5 separate regions of the Homo sapiens genome follow, and regions 2, 3, 4 and 5 are each linked to region 1. Evidence: chromatin loops called from intact Hi-C (ENCODE). Cell type or tissue: heart left ventricle. All regions are shown on one strand.

Region 1 (4,000 bases):
TTTAAGTCCAAGGTGCAGCCCCAGAGCGGGTATTTTCCCTTTTGAGAAGTGGAGGCTACCCTGAGCCTTGGGAAAAGTACTCAGAGAGAATCTCCCCCATGAGGCAGTGTAGCTTAAGGAGTTAGGTATTCTGAGTACCTCCAAAGGCTGTTCGCTCTTTCCATTCCAGCTCAGACTGCCTGAGTTCAAGTCCTGGTGTTGCCACTTACTAGCTGGGTATAAGTTGTTTAACATTTTAGTTCCTCGATACCCTAATCTATAAAATGGGGATGAAAATAGTGTCTATGGTAGGGAATTAGTATGAAGATTAAACAGTTTAAATTGTGTCAAGGCCAGGCATGGTGGCTCACTCTTGTAATGCCAGCATTTAGGGAGGCCGAGGCAGGAGAATTGCTTGAGCCCAGGAGTTTGACACCAGCCTGGGAAACATAGTGAACCCCATCTCTACAAAAAAAAAAATTAGCAGAGCATGGTGGTGCATGCCTGTAGTCCCAGCTACTTGGGAGGCTAAGGCAGGAGGATTGCCTGGGCCCAGGAGTTTGAGGCTGCAGTGAGCTGTGATCACACCACTGTACTCCAGCCTGGGTGAGAGAGTGAGACTGTCTAAAAAAAAATGTTTAAGTGTGTCAAGTGCAGAAAACAGTGCTTAATGCATGCCATGTGCCATGCAAATGTTTGCTCTTATTTATTTCAAGAAGCATACTCTTCTGGGCAGAGCATCCTCCTAGGACTCTGGAGAGATGGAGCATCCGCAAGGCCACCAACGGGACTAGTATCCCCCAGTGTTCCCCAAGCATCTCTTCCATCGAGCTATTGCCTTGCTCACAACCCCTCAGTGAGTTGCTTGTCTGGAGATGCAGGCCAAATCAATCCTGTCTACAATCTGCTGTCTGGCTGTGCCCATTCCTGGCCACAAACCCTCTGCTTCACCAGGAAAATCTGTTTATGGGCCCCATTCTCCTACTTGTTTTCACCTCTGCCTTACCCTGCCTGAAAAGCTCTCCTTCCTCACCTTTCCCTCCAAAGCCTATCCATTCTTCGATTCCAGCTCCAGTTCTGCCCTGAAGGCTTGTCCATGCCTGTGGATCACCATCCTCTGCCTCCTGCCTCCTCCTGCTTCCCCGGCTGGTGTCTGCCTCGTATCATCAGTCACCTCCTCCCAAGCAGCCTATTGCTTTCTCTACTGATGCCTTGAGCCGGAAGCCAGACAGCAGATATTCCAAAACTGAAAACCTGTGGATTTGCCTGTAAATTTGCTATAATTTCTTAAGAACACAAGAAAGGCTGAACTTCCTGGAAGTTATTCCTAGGGCCAGCATCATGGGAGTTTGACGGTTGGCTGTGTAGAGCAGTCACTCCAAGGCAGTTGATTTGCTTTGTTGTTCTTCTCACCCCATCAGTATTATAATGTGGAGCTTCCTCTGCATTGTGCCGTGAGATGACAGCAAAAGGGCTGTGGCCACTGCCTGGGACTTGATCCTTCGCTGAAACAGGGACACTTTCTATGACTAGTGCTACGTTACATTTATCCGTTCTATTGGACACATGTTCGTAGGCCCAGGATCAGAATAAAATAGCTCCACAGCTAGAAGAAATCAGTTTATAGGCAAACAAGACTCTGATGTTGGCCCTTAAAAAGAAACTGCTCATATTACATATTACAGTTTAATTTTGTCCGCGTTAGAAGGTCCCAGTGATATCTTTGCTTCTTGACTGTAGTCTAGTGTTTAAAGGTTATTTGCCCAGGTGACTTTTTTATCTTTTCCAATCTAAATACAGTTGTCCCTTGGTATCCACAGGTGATTGGTTCCAGGACTCCCCAACCCCTTGGATACCAAAATCCTTAGGTACTCAAGTCCCTTGCATAAAATGCATAGTGTTTTCATATAACCTATGCACATCCTCTTGTGTACCTTAAATCATCTCCAGGTTACTTATACTACCTAATACGGTGTAAGTGCTATATAAATAGTTCTTATGATGTACTGTTTTCATTTACTGGTATGATTTTTATTGTCATATTATTTTTATTAAAAATTTTCTTTTCAAATATTTTCTATCTGTGGCTGGTTGAATCACCAAGAATGCAAAGGGCCAACTGTATCAACAGCTCAAAGTGGAGAGCCCAGGGCCCAGGCACGGATCATTAGGGGAAGTACAGGGCTGGCAGAGAAGAAACTGGACTCCCAGAGCCGGCTCTTTCTGTGGGCTGGGAGCTCCTCCAGGCTGCTGGGTTAGGACCAGCAGGACGGCCAGAACCATGGAGACATGCTGCTGGTTTTGGAGATGGGGAGAGGCATGTGACCTTTTCTGGGAATCAAATCAGAGTGAAACCAGAAGAAGAATCTAGACTTCTTGGGGTAACTTGGCAAACAAAGCTCAGATAGACGGAGGGGTGTTCAAGGAACTTTGCACGATTTCCTATGGGCTAAGAGAAGACGCTTGCAAATCTGAAAGGGCAACATAGGGAAAGTTCCTACAGGGAAGGGAGACGGTCAACCCCCTCTCCCTGACCCCGGGCTTGGTTAGGGGGCAGAGAACGGGAGGGGGTCAAGGAGGCTGTCTGTTTCCCTCAGTGCAAATGCCTGGACAGCACGTGTGTGCAGGCTGTGCCCCTGACCTGATGAGCACCTGATGGGTGGCTGTTGACCGACTGTCCATGCAAGGGGTGTGGGCTGTGCTTGGCAGCCTCCAGCAGGCAGGGCTTGTTCACCTGCGTCCTGTCCAGCACGCGGCAGGAGCTATCCTGGCCTCAGTGTTAAAAGGTGGCCCTGGGTCGAAGGAGTGGCATAAGGTCCCACTTGGGTGCTTGATAATGATCTAGAGCCTCGTGCCCTTATCTTCACGGCCTCCTCGTTTATGGCAGCAAGTCCTCGTCCTGTGGGCCCCATTTCTAAGCTGGACGTCCAGCAGTTCCCTCAGAAAGTGCTGTGGGGCCCAGGCGTCCTCTCAGAGGATATGAGCACTCCCGAGTCGTTCTCACTGCGTGTGTTCATTTCACTCACTGCCTGCTTCCTTCGTTCAGCTCCAAGTACCTGCTGATGTTTCTGAGCTAGGAGGGCTTCCTTCAGGTAATAGGGGAAGCATGATCTGGAAAAGGGAAGGTTTCCTTTTGCCCCATGGAGAGACGTCCTGAGACACTTCATCAACCAGGAAGGCTCCCAGGCAGCCACTGGGTTGCAGTGAAAGTTTTCAGCCGCTGGTGACTGCTCTGGTGAGACTTGTGAGAGAGAACAGTGACGGTGAGCACAGCAGCCCCTCAGAAAGCAAACCAGGGAGTGGCTTCCCGACGTGCACGGTTTCTAATTCACACGGTCCCTGCATAAGCTAGGCATTCCTGTATCCTGTTTTCACATGAGGAAACTGAGGCCCCTGGAACTCACGTAGTTTGCCCAAGGCCATCTAACTAGGAGGCCGTAATTAGTGAAGCTGGGATTTACACCTAGGGCTGTCTGATTCCGAAGCTGGGCTCTTTCCACGGTATGGTCTGAGGGTGCAGTCTAGAGCGGGGACTGATGGGGTTTGTCTGAAGGAACATGAGATGGTGGAGTTCCAGGCTGGCTGGTGTGGGGCCCCGGCTGGGATGAGACAGTGTCTTCAAGTGTCAGGGATGGACGAATGTCCCTGTCAGGAGATGTTGGTCCCTGGCAGCCAGGCATGGTGGCAGCACTCCCAGCCTGGCCTGCCCTGCACAAACCTTCAGGCACACAGGCCTCTTGACAGAGTGATGATTGGGATTCCATGCCTGCACCAGTGGTGGGAGAGATGCAGGTGAAACAAGGCGGAAAGGACCGTAATTACCTCCTAACAGGTTTCCACATTTCTCTGCTGTCAGAATGGTTTTGTTTTCTGATTTATTTTGATCTGCTTGAAAATTAGTTGTGGCAGTGTGTTTGGTGTGTAATCATTGTCCTGCTAGCTAGCAGTCATCATCAGCAATGTTAGCCCGGCAAACGTGATCTTTCTTTCCTTTGCCCAATACATGTCAGGCTCTGTGTGG
Region 2 (4,000 bases), 210 kb before region 1:
AGTAGAAGTTCATACATGTCCACAAGAAACTCCTGCAAAATTCAGATCACGATTTTGTCTGCAAACAGATCTGCCTCTAAGCCTTTTTTATTTGCTCACTTCCTCTCGGCCCCAATCTAGGCTTGTTTCAGCCCCTTTGCGAGAGTGGGATGGGGATGGGAAGCCGGGCTGTGCTGTGGGACTTCCCTGGTGAGCTGCTGGGATTCTTCATGGACCAGCTGGCATTACCAGTAGCTGGGGTATAGACACACAGATCAGCCCCAGGGTAGAGACTGTGAGACAGGCTGCCACAGACTCCACCTGAGCTGGGCGACCAAGGGCGTCTTTCTGCTCCCATGTCAGGGTTGGTCTCCTAGGACCCCCGGCCTACTCCCAGGAGACATTCCCAGCAGTGGTGGTAGACTCAGCCCATGGAAGAGAATCACTAGGACCTGCCTCTGACATTCCCATCTTCCTTGAAGTGTTCATTGGCTGACTTGTTTCATACTCTTTCAAGTCATCTCTGAGAAACTGGAAGGCCTCTGAGGCTGACTCGGTCTAGCTTGAAGACGGAGGCATGAGCCAGGCTCATGCTTAGAGATGTGGCTTTTGAGTTCCCTGGAGGAAGCCATCATTTCAGAACATAGTGTTGTGATAATTTCATGAAATATTCAAGCTGCCAATTTGCCAACAGGGGTTTCTTTTAATACACTCGGCTACACTTGGTGTTGCCCACTTGAACCTAGCTAAAAGGAAAATAAAATAATCTTGTCTCCTGTCCTTTAGAGAACCAAGCCAAAATCTAGACAGTGAATGAATGTTCTTCTCCATATTGCCTGTGGGCAGAAATGTTGACTTGAGTACTCAATTAAGCTCTATTTACTTTATAACCATTGTGTCATGTACAGTCATTTATATTCCTTTCTTTCTTCCAAAATAATCTACGTTGGGCTAAAACCTTTCAAAGACATTAACAAAAGTAACAAAGTAAATAGCTAAAGAATAAATAAGGCTGTAGGCTAGAGAAATGACTTGGGTCTTGGGTCACATTCTTTGACTTCATCTCTTTCTCTGAGAGTTCAGAAGGAATCAAATCCCTTTTTTTTTTTTTGTCTGTAAAGTGGAGATAATAATCCTTAGCCAATTCACTTCGCAGGGCAGCTGTGAGGATCCAAATAGGAGAATGAGTGTATATCGCTGTTCAAACATCAGCTACTCTTATTCTCCCCATCAGCGAGCAGAGCACCAGAGTTTGGAAAAGCAACGCCATGAAGTAACATTCACAGCATTTCAAACAACTTTGGAGGTGTTGTGGGAGGGCTGACATTATTCAATATTTTAAAGGTGAAAATGTAAAACAAAGAGAAACCAGAGTCTGAGGTGGTCTGGCTGATACCAGAATAATCAGGGAGGAAGTGAACCATTGGTTGAGATGGGCCTGGTATTTTGCCCTCCAGAGAGTCTAGGAGCCTGTGGCCAGTAGGCTCCCAGGACGGTGGAGCCATGTGCACTGCTGGCACTGCTGCTGTTTCCAAGCTGAGGGTGAGGACATGGGGATGCAGGGTATCCGACGCCTGGCAGCTGTCCACCTGCCATGCTGCTGTCCCCTCACTGCCACCACACATGGCTGCCTGGCTTCGGCCTCAAGTCCAAAGCCACGCTGGCCTGAAGTCCTTTCATGGCCTGAAAATAGGGCCATTGAGGGCAGGAAGAACACCACCTGGGCAACCAATGTCTCCTCACTTTTGAACGTGAATTCCCCAAACCTAAACCCAACTTCCCAGTACAGGAGGACGGGCTGGAAAATAAAACTTTGCTTCAAAAGTAAACTTTGGGTTTGGAAAATAAACTTATTTATTTTTCATAGCCAAAATGTTGCAGGTTTGGAGATAGAGGGGACAGTTCTGTGTAGCTCCCTAAGACACTGATCAAAATAGGAAAGAGCTTTAACATTATAGTCTAAGTGACAGGATTAGTTTTAGTTTCCCAAAGCAAAAATAATCCCATCATCAAAAAGTATGCTGGGAAACTTTCGCACTTTCGCATTTGTTTGCACCTTGTTCTACCCCCAGCTCTGGTCCTGTGATCTGTGGAGCCATATATGTTTTAATTTTTCTCTAAAGAAAAAAAGCTGTATTGAGGTATAACATCTACCTTGTTATAATTTTAAAATAGAGCAAGAGTAATAGCCACCATTTATTGAATGCCTAGCATGTGTTAGACAATGTTCTTGGTGCTTCATGTGCTTAATATGTTTTATCCTTACAGTAATCCTACCACGTGGGTTTTAATTATATTTTTTAGATAAGGAAACTGAGGACCAAAGTCTTAAGCAATGTGGCCACAGCCACCCAGACAGTGTTGGGGCTGGGAATTAAATTCAGGTCTGTCGGACTTTCAAAACATTTGCTCTTTCTGTTACTTCTCCCCATGGAGAACAGTAGAAAGAGAAACCCACTATCTCTCTATCCTGGGAAAATGACCTTGTCCTTGCCTTCTGGAACCTGGCTTAGATTTGCCTTGTGGAAGCTCAGAGCTGGAATCCTTGTTCTTACTTGATGGCTGCATGTTGTCGTGGTACCCCGCCTCCCCTCCTGGTCCCGTCCTCTGGCTTTCTTTCCCCTTATTCCCAGGGTTTCTGCCAGGGCCCTCCTTGCTTCTTCACATCTCCTCACAGGCCTTCACAGACCACCTAGGTCAGTACACCTTGTCTCCCGGGGGACCCATTTGTGGCATGGCCTTGCTTCACCACCCATTCTTGGAATATTTCCTCAGTCACTCCCTCCAGGAAAATAGACACTCTCCATTCTCAAACGAGATTCCCGTGAGTCCCGGGGACCATCCCTGTAAGCTGAGCTCTCCAGACTTCATGCATTATTTATTTATTTATTTTGAAATAGCAGCTTTGTTGAGGTATAATTCGCATACCGTAAAATTTACCCTTTTGATGTGTATGATTCAGTGGTCTACCTACTTCCCCAATATTTTCATCACCCGCAAAAAATACCCTTTACCCATTGGTAGTCACTTTTCATTCCCCTCTCTCTCCAGCCCTTGGCAACCATGAATTTACTTTTGTCTCTATGGATTTTCATGTGTTATTGACAGCAATAATAATTCCTTTTTTTTTTTTTTCCTGAGGTGTAGTCTCGCTCTGTCACCAGGCTGGAGTGCAGTGGTACGATCTCGTCTCACTGCAACCTCCGACTCCCTGGTTCAAGCGATTCTCCTGCCTCAGTCTCCTGAGTAGCTGGGACTACAGGCACCCACCACCATGCCTGGCTTATTTTTGTATTTTTAGTAGAGATGGGATTTCACCATGTTGGCCAGGATGGTCTCCATCTCCTGACCTCTTGATCCACCCGCTTGGCCTCCCAAAGTGCTGGGATTACAGGCGTGAACCACTGTGCCCAGCCAACAGCAATAATAATTCTACAGTTGGAGTTTGCTGTGTAGTCTGACTGTTGATAACATATCTCACAAATTTCAGACCTAGATAGGTCATGACAATTTACATGATAAATGATGACATTGAAAGGAAGCACGTGAAATTAGGGAGCTGGCTGTCATTTGGAGGTGGGATTAAGCGTTTTCTTTCAATTATACAAAAAAGTGGTTTTAGCATTTTTCAAAGGTATCTTAGCATAATGTCTTCAAGGTTCATCCACGTTGTACCATGTGTCAGGACTTCGTTCCTTTTTATGGCTGAATAGTATTTCATTGAAAGCACACGCCACATTTTGCTTATCCATTCTTCTGTTGATGGACACTTGCGTTTTCACCTTTTGGCTATTGTGAATGGTGCTGCAATGAACACCAGTATTCAAGTATCTATTTGAATCCATTTTTAGTTATTTTGGGTTTACCTAGGAGTGGAATTGCTGGCCCTGCAATATGACTTTTTAGCTTTAAGAGCCCACTTCCTTGGGTAGTGCCCCAAATTTGAAGCCCACGTAGATGAGACTACAGCATTAGGAAATCCTATTGTGTCAGTAGTGAGGGTTTGGTATTTAGTCTGGGC
Region 3 (4,000 bases), 110 kb before region 1:
TGCGAGAATGCTGTTTGGCAAACAAAGAGCGCTCTCTGGCCCCCAGAGGTTCTGGCTTTTGAGCCCAGACTAAAGAAAGCCAGGCTGGAGACCGTATATCAAACTTTGCAAGCCCGTTTATATACCTTGCTGGTGCCTCAGGGGGCAGAAATGCTGGTTGGGGATCTTTGTGTTTTGTTTTGAAAGAGTGATGTTTGGAAGCAGAAGCACTCAAAAATATATCCTGACCTCTGGCACTTAGAACCTCCACCAGAGCTTGGCACTTAACTGTTCTGTTTCTCGTGATATGTTCTAATTATCTGTTTCCAGCCAGATTGTAAGGTCAACAATGGTAGTTTATTTACGAGTAAGTCTTAGTTTTCTCATCTGTAGGAATGGGGATAAAAATGCAGGTTTGCTATGAGTGTTAGGGGTTCAGGGTTTAGTTTTGGGCCTAACTGCTCCTGTCTACCTGTCTACCCTTCCAGGGCCTCTCAGGACACACCTTACTCCCAAAGCACAATATCCAAATGGCAAAGAGGTTGTCCCTTTCTTAATGAGCTCCACAAGCACCTGACCACCACCCCCTCCCATTCGAGGCCTCCCTGTCCCCTCCCGCTGAACCTAAACCGCTCTGAGGAGCAGCTCTCCAGCCATCAGTCCTGCTTGGATGAGGATGCTGATTTTGTGTCTAGGGAAACAAGTCTGCCCCGTTTGCCTTCCACATGGAGGCTGAGGGTACAAGAGAAAGTTGGGGGAAATAGCAAGCAAAGTTCAGAGGGCAGTGGTCCATTTTTTCTTATCAGCCACAAAACAAAAAATAAATAAAAGAAGGAGGAGGCCGTGTCTTTGAGGCACAGTAAGCCTGCCCACTGAATGTCCCTGAGAGTAACTAGTTATAATAGCTACTCCTTCTACAGGGAGACCTAGAGACGGGGCAGAGAGAGGAAAGGACGTGCCCCCGTGAATAGCAGAGGGGTGAACAGTAGGCCTGGGGGAGAAATTGCCTTCCTGACAAGAAGAGTTGGAGATGATGAATACAAAACCCCTGGGACACTGCCTGGCCCATAGTGATGTTACCATCAGTAGTGGCTTTGCCGTTTCCAGATTGACATCCATGCCCTAAACAGAGAACTTTGCTGAGATGAAATTTCCTTGTTGGTATACTTTTGTGAACCACTCCATTGAGAACCAGCACAAAGCCATTGCCTTCTTGAACGTCTTCATTAAAACTAGAATAATCTCTGCCCCTCATTTGCCCATGCACATGGAAAACCCACGGATATGCCTTCCCTGATGGAAAATATGACCACTGACTGGAGTTCGAGACCAGCCTGACCAATATGGAGAAACCCCATCTCTACTAAAAATACAAAATTAGCCAGGCGTGGTGGTGCATGCTTGTAATTCCAGCTACTTGGGAGGCTGAGGCAGGAGAATCACTTGAACCCAGGAGGCAGGGGCTACCGTGAGCCGAGCCGAGATCACGCCATTGCACTCTAGTCTGGGCAACAAGAGTGAAATTCCATCTCAAAAAAAAAAAAAAAAAAGTGACCACTGAAATGTGTATAATGCTTTAAAATTGACAGTGCATTTTCTCATCCATCATTTGAGCCTCACAACAGCCTTGTGACGTAGGCAGTATTCGTATTCTCACTTCAAAGATAAGGAAGCGGATGCTGGAATGGCTTGGGCACCAGGCCAGGTTCATACAGTAAGTAAATGGCCAAGGCAGGGTGTAATCTTTGGACTCCACACCCAGCGCTCCTTTTTTTTTTCTGTCATCTGTGATGCTTCTTCCACCCTGCTATTGATAGCCTAGGAACAAGATGTGTGACTTTTCTTACCACCCCCTGGTGGGTACATCCTGGGTACACTTTTCTGTTTTCTAGTGGGGGTAAGGAAAATGGCTTTCAGTGGTGAAGGTTCACAGAAAGAATGGGATCCAGAAGCGTCTTCCAGCATGGTCCAGGTGCCAGAAGACTTTGGCAGGCGAGTTGACCATGGCTGAGTCAGGCCCTCCTCCCCCGCTCCCTGGATTTTGGATCGATTTTGCAGCGGCTCTGGCGGCTGCATGTGTTTCCCTTGGCCTCTGAGGCATTCCAGTGATGATGATGGCTCGGCGGGGTCACGGCCCTGTACAAAGCAAGGGCTATTTGTGGCTGATCTAAAACATAACTGGAGCCACCTGCATCCGAGGCTGGCTTCTCGGGCTCTGGGTCCCATAACCCAGCTGGAGTAAAAAGTTCACGTTCCCGTGTGGAGTAGATACCAAAAGTGACGTCTCTTTCTTTCTTTAGGTTTGGCTGCGTAATTGGAAAACCAAGCTGCCCGCCACCTTGCCGTGGCTTCTTCTATCCCTAGGGCCTGGAGTGGGCTTCCTCCCTCCCCTCCTCTATCTAAACCCTCCTTGCTGCAAGACCCTGCTCCTTTCACGGAGTCTCCATTCCCAGAATGTATGTGACCTCATTGTTTGTCATCCATGTTGGGGCTTTTAAGAATATCCCCTTGCACCATTTTATGACTGCTTCATGGACAATAATCCTGACTGTGTTCTTTGGGGCCAGACACTGGGTCTGCTTTCCTTCCTCTCTCACAGTGCCTGGCTGTGCTGGGTACACATGAAGGCTGACGGTTCACTGAATGAGGCATTGTGGAGGGCGTAGAAAACATGGAGACCTGGGAACCCAGAGACCAGGTTTTGTTGCCAGGGCAAATCCCTTTGCCTCTCTGGGTTGCTCAGTCCATATCTGTAAAATGAGAGTTGAACTGGATGATCTTTAAGGTCCATTTCAAATTCAAAGTTCTGGAACTAATTGTAGACTAAGCCGAAGAGATGCTCATTGCCTTTACCTGTCTCTCTCTGCTCCCCATATTGCAGCCTGGTAAGCTGTTGTGGCTTATCACCCGCACCTCTGATTTGCCTGAATGTAACTTAAAAACTTGTCTTCATAATATCAGGAAGGTCACAAAAGAGAATGAGGGAGTGTTGAGTAGTGTTTAGAAGCAGAGACTGGGGAATCAGACAAACTTGGGTTTCAGTCTTAGCCCTACCACTTAATAGTTGTGTGGCCTTGAGCAAGTCACCTTGTTAAGTACCACTTTCTTTTCAGAAACATGGAGTTAATGCCAGTCTCACAAGGCAATGGAGGAATATGTGAGATAATACAGGTATGGCGCACACACAGTGTCAGAGCTCACTCAATGGTGGCAGTCATCGTCATTGAAGTGGGGAGGGGAAAGAAGCAGAGGGGTGTGTTTTCTAGTCCTTTGGTGAGCATTTTCTGACTTGTAAACTATTGGTTGCATTTTAAGACAGTGCCTTTATCATTTTCATAAGCAGTGTAATGATTTGAGGAAAACCATTTTAGTTCTAATAAGAACACTAGCAGTACTAATTGTGCACATGATAGCATTTTAATAGAGTTCCATAATTTATGGAATTGGGAAGACTTACAAAAACATGGGTTGACTCTCTAGAGTCTTAGGTTTCTGGTGAGTGATTCAAACAGGCTGCTCTTGCTTCCTGCCAGTGCAAATAAATCAATTGTAAACCTGCACTTTTAAACAAAATTGTGAAAAAGGAAACAAATCCAGTGATAAGAAACTATTTTAACAAGACACTTCATTCTTGAGGTGATTTGCTAAGGAGAGATTTTCCAGATTGTCCCTGAACTACCAAAAGCAACAGACACACTGTGGTACTTGCTTCTCTTTTTCTAGCTGCTCTGGGTTTAAGTAACTGAAGCCTTCTCAAGTATTAAATTTGGAGGGTGGCTCAGTGATCTAAGCAATGAAGACCCAAGAAAGACTTTGGGTCTGAATCAAAGTTTTCCAACTGCCTTGCTTTGAGTGCTTGGAAAGTCACTTCCTAACCTTGGATACCTCAATCTTACCAACTAAAAGAGTGGTAGATGGCGGGATGAACATCGCCCAGCTTTAGACAGTGAAACCTGGATGAACTTAACCTGGCTTAAGATGATCCCTTTCTGTTTAAGTGGAAAATGCATGGTGAGTGAAC
Region 4 (4,000 bases), 89 kb before region 1:
TAGGGACTGTGTACTGCAAGGTGACTGGGATGTGCGCCTGAGCATCCCTGAGTCCAAGGTAGGGGAAAGAGGAAGTGGTCCACGATGACACTGTGATGACGGCCATCCTGATGAAGGCACACCCCACCCTGCAGCGGCTCAGGGAAGGGGCGCGTGTGCAGACATCTTGCAGGCAGGGTTTAGATGGTGCTGTCCTCGGAAGAGAGGACTTTGGAAGAAGGTGGTCTTGGTTTCGGTCCTTAGTCCACCGGATGCCAGGTAATCCTTAACCTTTCTGAGCCTCTGTTCTTCACCTCTTAAATGGGGATATCACTTCCCCCAGATGATCTTTTATTTTGTTTTTAAAAAATTATTATTTTTAGTATTTTTAATAGAAATGGGGTCTCACTATGTTGACCAGGCTTGTCTCCGACTCCTGGCCTCAAACAATCCTCCCATCTCGGCCTCCCAAAGTGCTGAGATTATAGGCGTGAGCCACCATGCCCAGCCCCCTGACGTGATTTCTATGAAAATGAAATTAAATGAGTTAATTTAGGGAAGCCACTTAACATAATTCCTGGCTCAAAAAAAAAAAGAAAAAAGAAAGTTTTCTTCCCTTCCTGACCTTGTAGGAGAACAGAGCTCCTTCGCCTGAGGGGCATGAGTCCCTATGCAGAGGTTCCCTAACACCTGCTCATAGGTCTGTGTCCCGCTGATCTGGTAAGCACCGGGAATGGTCTCTTAAACACAAAGTTTGGGCTGCCTTCTCTAGAGATTCTATTTCCACAAGTGTGGGAAGGGGCTGCACGGGAATCAGAAATGTTTCCCCAGTGATTCTGATGCATAGTTCAGTTTGAAGACGTGCTAACAATATATACCAACAAAAGTTGTCTGCGTCTTTTTCTGGGGACAGACCCCCCCCCGGCTTTCATCAGAATGTCACGGTCCCACACAAATGAAGATGCATCCTCTCATGGTATGTGCTAGCGGGCACAGAGAGTGGGGCTGGAGAATGAGGGCTTGGTAGGCGAAAGGCCCCAGGGCCAGCCCTGCTCTGCCCTCGTCTCTTGCCTTCCCGCCAGGTGGGTCAGGAAATAGGAACAGGTGGTTAGTCACGGGGCTCTCCAGCAGGTAGGGCAGTGGCTGAGGAAATAGCGGTATCTCATCAGCTCTGTCTCTAGAGGTTCTTAAGATACTTAGTTGTCACCAGCCTGAAAAGTCAGCGTGGAAAATGTTCCAGCCTGGTTCCTGTAAACGTAAAATCTGTTATGAATTATATCCATCCACGTGGAAGAGGGAGACAGAGTGATCTGGTATGTGCAGGAGAGGGCCAGCCTCTGCCTGGTCTGAAAGCTTTTGCAATTGTTCCTAATTGGCCCAGTCTTTTTCTGCAGGAATCTCCTCTCTTTTCTCCATCCCATCCCCCACTGCCTGCAGCTTCTGATTTCTTGGCAAGGCAAGCAGGCACCAGAGCTGGGGCTGCGGTTGTTCTGAAGGATTTTCAGGTGTGCGTGTTGAAAGCCGGCAGGAAGAGAATGCTGGCTCTGTGTTTAGCAGCCGAAGGGACTTGTTATTTAATGTGTCTTCTGAAGCCACGAGGCCTCGGCTTTGTAACTTGCTTTCTTTATTCTTATAAATCTTCTAGGATGCTCCATGGACTGTAGGAGGAGCTCTGACTTCCCGACCATACCCTTGTGTTTACCACTACAGGGACAGAGGTTCACAGCTGCTTCTGGTTGCTGTAGATGATCTGGTTCCCTGATAATTTGAGATAAGTTTGTGTTAGTTTGGAGTCTTCGGTGAATACGTTAGGGTACATGTTTCTTCGTCGTTCCTGGCAGGGCTGATCATAGACCACATCAACCCAAGAATGTGTTTGCCTCTCTGATGAGGCTACATCTAGAATATGAACTTGTCGAGTGCTTAAGTATCTTTCTACATAGTTTATTCATTAGCCTGTTCATTTATCTGTTCAACAACTATTTCTTGCTTGTCAACCATGTTCTAGGCATGTCATGGGCTCTGGAAGCAGAGTGAGAAGCAAGGCTAAGTCCTGGGCTCACGGAACTTAGGTTCTAATGAGGAAGACAGGCAAACAAGGCGCCGTGGAGAGGCAGGCAGAGAACCTTGCTTTCCAACCCTGCTCAGAGGTGCAGTCTCTTTATATATCCCACTTCCGCTATCCCCAAACATGCCCATTAGCACTGACATCTAAAGGGCTCATGGTGAATTAAAATGTGACCCCACCTCTGGGTATTTAGTCATTTAGTATTGAACTGGGGTTAAAGTCCTAAGGAAAGGCATGTGGAGCTAATATTTTTGGGGGGACAGGCCCTACTGGCAGCCATGGAATCTTACTCCGCGTGGCTCATTGCTCCTGGGCTTTACAACTCAACGCAGCTGTAGTTCATTCACCATGCTGTGGCCAAGCAGCAGGAGTTCAAATGTCCCCACTGCCATCTCCAAGTTGTCTCTCTCGGGTTCCTATTTCCCTGGCTTTTGTCACTCCCACCTCACCTGTGGCCCACATTCTTCTCTATTTGAATGTGTGGCAGGCAGGCGAGATAGACAATGGGGAGGAGTTGTTCTGCAGGAGAGAAGGGGACAGTCCTTCCTCCAGCCTGGAGCACTTCCTGCACCGCTCCCCACCCCGTCTACTCTCCATATCCCACCACGCCCTCAGGGCCTTGCCCTAACCCCGGAAGCCCACCTGTCTCTTGGCTGAAATCCTATGGGCTGAGTTGGGTCCCCCCAAAACTCATGTGTTGAAGCCCTGTCTCCTGTACTTCTAGAATGTGACTGCATTTGGAGACAGGGTCTTTAAAGAGGTGATTAAGTTAGCATGAGACCATTAGGGTGGGCCTACTCCAATATGATTGGATTTATAAAAAGAAGAAACTTGGACACAGACACACATGGACACAGACACACATAGAAGGAAAAGCATGTGAAGACATGGGGAGAAGAGGGGCAACTGCAAGCCATGGCGGGAGGCCTCATGAGACATCCACCCTGCTGGCACCTTGATCTTGGACTTCCAGCCTTCAGGAAGTTCATTTCTGTTGAGTAAGCTGCCCTGTCTGTGGCACTTTGTCAGGGCAGTCCCAGCACTGCCTCCTGCCCTGTCTGTGTGGCCCTGGGCAGAAGCGGCCTGGGAGTGTCACTCACCCTTCCTCCTGCACCACGTGTCTTTGCCCGGTGGGCTCCAGCCGCGCCTGGGCAGCAGTCTAGACTTCCTGCAGTCTCTCAGGCTTCTCTGTGGCTGTCCCGTGCCGAGCGCCCAATGCACACTTGTAGCCTGATTGATTGGTTTTCTCAGCCAGGGCACGGATCGTTTCCTGGCCGCTCTCTGGCTCCTTTTCCAGGCACCTCACTCGGTTCCCTACTCTGAGGTGGCTACGGCCAGACTCGCCTCAGCAGCTGCCTCCACTACGGGCTGTGGTTTTTGGTGAGCTTCTTTCAGTCCTCTCATCTTTATGGGAAAACTGCCCAGCCCAGGACCAATTAGCGTGGGATGGTTGCAATAAAGGTCTCCCTTCCCGACATGTGGCCAGCACAGAGCCTTCCCTGGTTCCCTCCCGGCATTTAGTCACAGTCCCCAGCTGTGTGGTCGGTCCTCTCGGCTCATGTTATGGGTGGCCGGGAAGGCAGGCTGTCTTGGGATCTAGGCCCAAGTGACTAGGTCCATTGTGGGTGAGGCAAGGTGGCCACCTCTGCATCCTCCTAGGGGTGTCCTGAAGCGGCTGCGGGCCATGGGCAGGTGGCCGCTGAGGGGGTAAGGGTTCCTTTCAGTGTGAAATGTGCCTGTACCCAAGAGAACTTGCCTTCACTTTTTTTTATTTTAAAGAAATGAAGGGAGAAATAGAGACTAAAAACCCTGGGGGTCAGGGTCTGTGAGACAAACTGAGATGTGCTGGAGACATTGCTTATGGATTTATTGATCCCTGACTTGTTCATACCATGTGCCTGGAATTCAGCACTTACACGTTTCCATAGCACAATGGACATCAGTTTAATCATA
Region 5 (4,000 bases), 300 kb before region 1:
AAATTAATGTTATTAGAAAGTTAATGCCATTAAAAACAAACAAAACTCTCTGAATTAAAGCATTATACTAATTTGGATTAAATTAATATGTACTCTCCAACTATAAATGAGAATTTATTACTTTCCCAGTAAAAGACAGATTTAATCTTTTAGAAAGTTTTAATTTATAATGGATTCATGTTATATCATTCAATCTTCCTAATCTTCCCAGAGATCATCATCTTCCTAAACTGGGAACCTTGAGGTCATCTACTACCCTCAGGTTTACCAAAGGTCATATGGAATCTTTTTCATCGTATACTAATTTCCTAGTTTTATTTGTTCCTTTAATCTAAGAGATATAACAGAGTAAATAAACTTTTAAAAATTAGGAAGCAGAAAAGTCCATAGTTTACAACAAATATAAATAGAAACAACTTATTCTGCTTTGTTGGCCACTTAAATTTATATTTTCATTTGTTCATAATCTTGCTGAAAAATTTCAAAATCTCCTTGGCCACAAATATCATGCAGGGAGTCCCTAATACATCTTTTCCTTCTCTCTACTCGTCCTTGAAGACCCAGGCTTTCTCACTCCTCTAGGAATAAACAGTCCCAACTTTTTCTTTGCTCCTGTAGTTTTGTATATCCTTGTAGTAAAAAAGGTAATAAATTAAGCATTTATAAATCTGTTCCCTCCACTAGACTATAAGCTCCTGGAGGGGAGGACTTTGTTAAAACACCCAGTACAGCAAACAGCATGTGCAGACATTCAACAAATACTTGCTGAGTTGAAATGAAATCTAAGACTTCAAGCTCTTCTACCATCAATAACCCTTGTAATTGCTAATATCAATAATTATCACTTCCTGGAATAATTCAACATGTGGACTAGATATGCTAGAATTCTCTATCAATTGATTACACCTTCTACCAGAAATTTCAGCATGGACAGTCTCCTCATATCACCGCTTTTGTTCTCCTTCAACCTTCACTGAGAGTTTATTTTGCTTCAAACACTTTACCTTCTTATGCTTAAGTAGTGTTGATGGGATTCTGTCATTAGGATATGAGCTCCCGAAGACTGTATATTTCGATTGATCCAGCACTATGTAGACACTAATGTACTCGTTTAATGTGTATTTACTATTACAACTCTACCATATACCATTCTTCCTGATTGACTACTTGTTAGGCACTGGCAACTAAGAGCTCAAAGGATGCAACAATTCTGCAAAATCACATGCATTTCTCTTCATTATGGAAAAACAAAGGACAAATAATAACTAATAGTACTTTGGTCTACCAGAAAATCCAAGCTATTCATATTCTAGTCGCGTTTGATAATGGCAATCCCAAGCTTACATATATAAGCACCTGAATGACCTGAAAAATGTAAGATTTAGATGCATGTCAGTCATTCCAGCAACACACTGACAACTATCACCATAAGTGAATCTCAATGTACATAAATAAGTCCAGTCTCCTATAATCGCAGTTTTTGAGAAAGCTATGTTTAAACATGTCTATTTATGCTTAAGCTTATTTTTAAAACAGAATATTTCTACAGGTCAAAAATTTGTTCCAATGAAGAACAGACTTCTTCATATTTGAGCCAGATGATTTAATTGAGTGTTTAACAATGATAGGAATAGCTCTGCTGAAAATAGCCTAACTATAAAACACATGATCACAGAAATATTTCTACAATTTGACATAGCAGTAGTCTAGCCAAAGGAGCCTAGTGCTACTTCCTGATTAAAGAAAAGTCAGAGTTTCTTTATTTTTTCATTTTTACCTTAATCTGTGAATATAGACATAGGAGATACTACTTTCCAAAAGACTCTTTCCAAAAACCCTTTATGTTTAAACAGTTAAATTGTGTTTTGGTTCTACTATGAAATAAGAGCTCTAAGGCTATACATAAGGTAATTCTAATACAAGTTCTTGGCCAAAATTGTTTTCCTTCTTCAAAACCCATAATTTTTCCTTCTGTGGGTTAAGCAGTAAATTTACTTTGATTCCAGAACTTGATTATTTGAAACTATTTACTAAATGATTTTTGGACAAAAATTAGTAATATAAAACACAGAATCTAAAAGAATACACATTATATAGCCATAATGACCACTTACTATAGATAAAGGGTAGGGAAACTAAAAGATGCTTTCCTTATTAAGCATTTAAGAAAATGTTTTGGAACCCAGCTTTTCTCTGCCAAGAATTTAGACTTCCACCATGCTAAACTGGGCTCTCTTAAACACAAAACATAAAATACACTGCATGTCCAAGCCACAGATGCAGCGTATCAATCTGAATAGCATTACTATGTTTTCTTGGTCAAGCTGAGAACCTTAATAGTCTTTATGGTTTAGGATAAAACAAGTGACTTTACTTTGTAGCAGCTGTAAATCACCATATATGACTTTGCCACATGGGTTTTTCCTCACCTCAGCATGTCAGATTGTTAAGTTACATAAGAAATGTATATATTCACATGAAGGTTCTCTCCGTGAGTCCCCTGGCAGTTATGATGGAGAAGTAGAAACTGTGTTAATTGGATGGTCAGGGTGAAGAGAAGGGTTGTTTACTCACACTGTGTATCTGCTTATGTGTGTGTTTCAAGGAACTATCTGGTGTCACAACTCAACACACAGAAAAATAGAAATACGAAATCCAGAGATACCACAAGGCTCAAGAGTGAAATTCTGCTTTACTTGAGATTTTTCAGAGCCTTTCTTTAGATGGATAGTTTTCTTTAGAGTTTAGATCCCTTCCTTTCAGCCTAAGTGGAGTACTGACAGAGAACAAAAAAGTCATTTTGGATTAAAGGTCACAGTGACAAGTTTCATCACTCAAGTCACAGTAGACGTATAACCCTTTATCATATATTAACATGTTAGCTCTCTAAGCAATGGTGCATAATAAATAGATCAATTTTTCAGTCGGAATGGCAAAGGAGACTTAGAGACACAAAGTAAGATTCAGTGACCACATTATGATTTTTAAATTTTGGTGGCTCTTCTTTCTTTCTCATTAAATGCAGGCTTAAAAGGAGTCCTTGAAAGTTTCTAATTCAACCAACCACTCCTCTCACATACAGTAAAAGAGCCTCAAGACTGTATAGGTTACCTATTCTGACTAAATATGAAATGTCAAATTCCTCGGCTCCCATTCCTCACTGCTCATGATGTGAATGAGTCTACTTTAAGGTCTTGTCTTCCTGGGCAGATCCCGAAGAGAAATGTATTCTGTTATTCCTGCAAATACTAAGTTTTTGCCTAGTAAGAATGTCAAGTATTTTTAGCCATATAGTTACTTTAAATATTAGTTTCTTGACCCTAGAGAGCTTTAGGGGTTCAATAAAATCCCTAAAACTATATGCAAAATGTCATGTATATATGCAAATTTTGGGAGGTGAAAAAGTGCAAAGCATAGACCCTCTAAAACAATGTCTGGCACACAGCAGTCAAGCAAATATATTTGAGGAAAGGGGGAGAGGGAGGGAGGGAGGGGGAGGAAGGAAAGTAGGAAGTAAAGAAGGAAGAAATGAAGGAAAAAAGGGAAGAAGAAAAGTCTTCAGATTCTCATAGGGGTTTGTGACTCACAGAAGATTAGGAACTACTATTTGCGACTATCAATATGCCAATAAATATCCTAGAATGGAAAACAACCCTCAGTTATCTCTGGGCAGATAATGTGTCTTTCATTTACTTGGTAATAAATTTACACAGAGTTCACTTTTAACTTTCCAGATTGCTTTTGTAATCACTGCCTAAACTGATTGCAAGGTTAAGAAAAGACGTAACAAAGTCTCCAAGTCTTAGAATTTGTTAAGTTGGAAGAGCTTTTATTCCTCCATGTAGCCTGAAGCCTAGGAGAAAGCTTAAAAAGCACAGATCTGTTAGCATGCTCGGCCATGATGAGGGTGAATCACACAGTTCAGCTGTGGCTACTGGTTTGCCTTCGTTGGAGAGGTGTCATTCTCCGTCTCTACCATGAAGTGGGAAACAGGAAGACA

What was found. A loop is a pair of places that touch in the nucleus more often than their neighbours do. Peaks named below come from ENCODE experiments on the same cell type or tissue, not always from the same donor. Only the 100,000 strongest peaks of a DNase experiment are listed, where the experiment ranks them.
Region 2: a loop joins it to region 1, with 2.9 times the contacts of the local background. A loop is called at or near these places in 76 of 110 quality-filtered maps.
Region 3: a loop joins it to region 1, with 2.1 times the contacts of the local background. A loop is called at or near these places in 10 of 110 quality-filtered maps.
Region 4: a loop joins it to region 1, with 2.4 times the contacts of the local background. A loop is called at or near these places in 16 of 110 quality-filtered maps.
Region 5: a loop joins it to region 1, with 2.3 times the contacts of the local background. A loop is called at or near these places in 10 of 110 quality-filtered maps.

What each region holds. Positions count from the first base shown.
Region 1 is chr12:2,271,288-2,275,287 of GRCh38, forward strand. All of the region lies in intron 3 of CACNA1C (calcium voltage-gated channel subunit alpha1 C), which reads left to right. The region is part of intron 1 of CACNA1C-IT3 (CACNA1C intronic transcript 3); the gene reads left to right. Among named protein-coding and RNA genes, the nearest start is that of CACNA1C-IT3, 3.5 kb to the left of the region's middle. RefSeq lists enhancers at 2,210-2,805, 2,806-3,399. In heart left ventricle, a CTCF peak has its summit at 2,219; no DNase peak of the experiment used is centred here.
Region 2 is chr12:2,060,054-2,064,053 of GRCh38, forward strand. All of the region lies in intron 1 of CACNA1C (calcium voltage-gated channel subunit alpha1 C), which reads left to right. Among named protein-coding and RNA genes, the nearest start is that of CACNA1C, 9.1 kb to the left of the region's middle. In heart left ventricle, no CTCF peak of the experiment used is centred here; a DNase peak (open chromatin) is centred at 1,558; H3K4me3 peaks cover 5 bases; H3K27ac peaks cover 270 bases.
Region 3 is chr12:2,161,693-2,165,692 of GRCh38, forward strand. All of the region lies in intron 3 of CACNA1C (calcium voltage-gated channel subunit alpha1 C), which reads left to right. It overlaps LOC107984131 (a long non-coding RNA gene), which reads left to right. Exons shown (of 2, transcript XR_001749435.2): 2 at 1-4,000. Among named protein-coding and RNA genes, the nearest start is that of CACNA1C-AS4, 60 kb to the right of the region's middle. In heart left ventricle, CTCF peaks have their summits at 88 and 1,886; DNase peaks (open chromatin) are centred at 1,679 and 2,049; H3K27ac peaks cover 3,851 bases.
Region 4 is chr12:2,182,684-2,186,683 of GRCh38, forward strand. All of the region lies in intron 3 of CACNA1C (calcium voltage-gated channel subunit alpha1 C), which reads left to right. Among named protein-coding and RNA genes, the nearest start is that of CACNA1C-AS4, 39 kb to the right of the region's middle. RefSeq lists an enhancer at 1,028-1,527. In heart left ventricle, a CTCF peak has its summit at 1,648; no DNase peak of the experiment used is centred here; H3K27ac peaks cover 703 bases.
Region 5 is chr12:1,973,371-1,977,370 of GRCh38, forward strand. All of the region lies in intron 3 of DCP1B (decapping mRNA 1B), which reads right to left. It also overlaps a transcript of CACNA1C not described here. Among named protein-coding and RNA genes, the nearest start is that of DCP1B, 29 kb to the right of the region's middle. In heart left ventricle, no CTCF peak of the experiment used is centred here; no DNase peak of the experiment used is centred here; H3K4me3 peaks cover 3,877 bases; H3K27ac peaks cover 4,000 bases.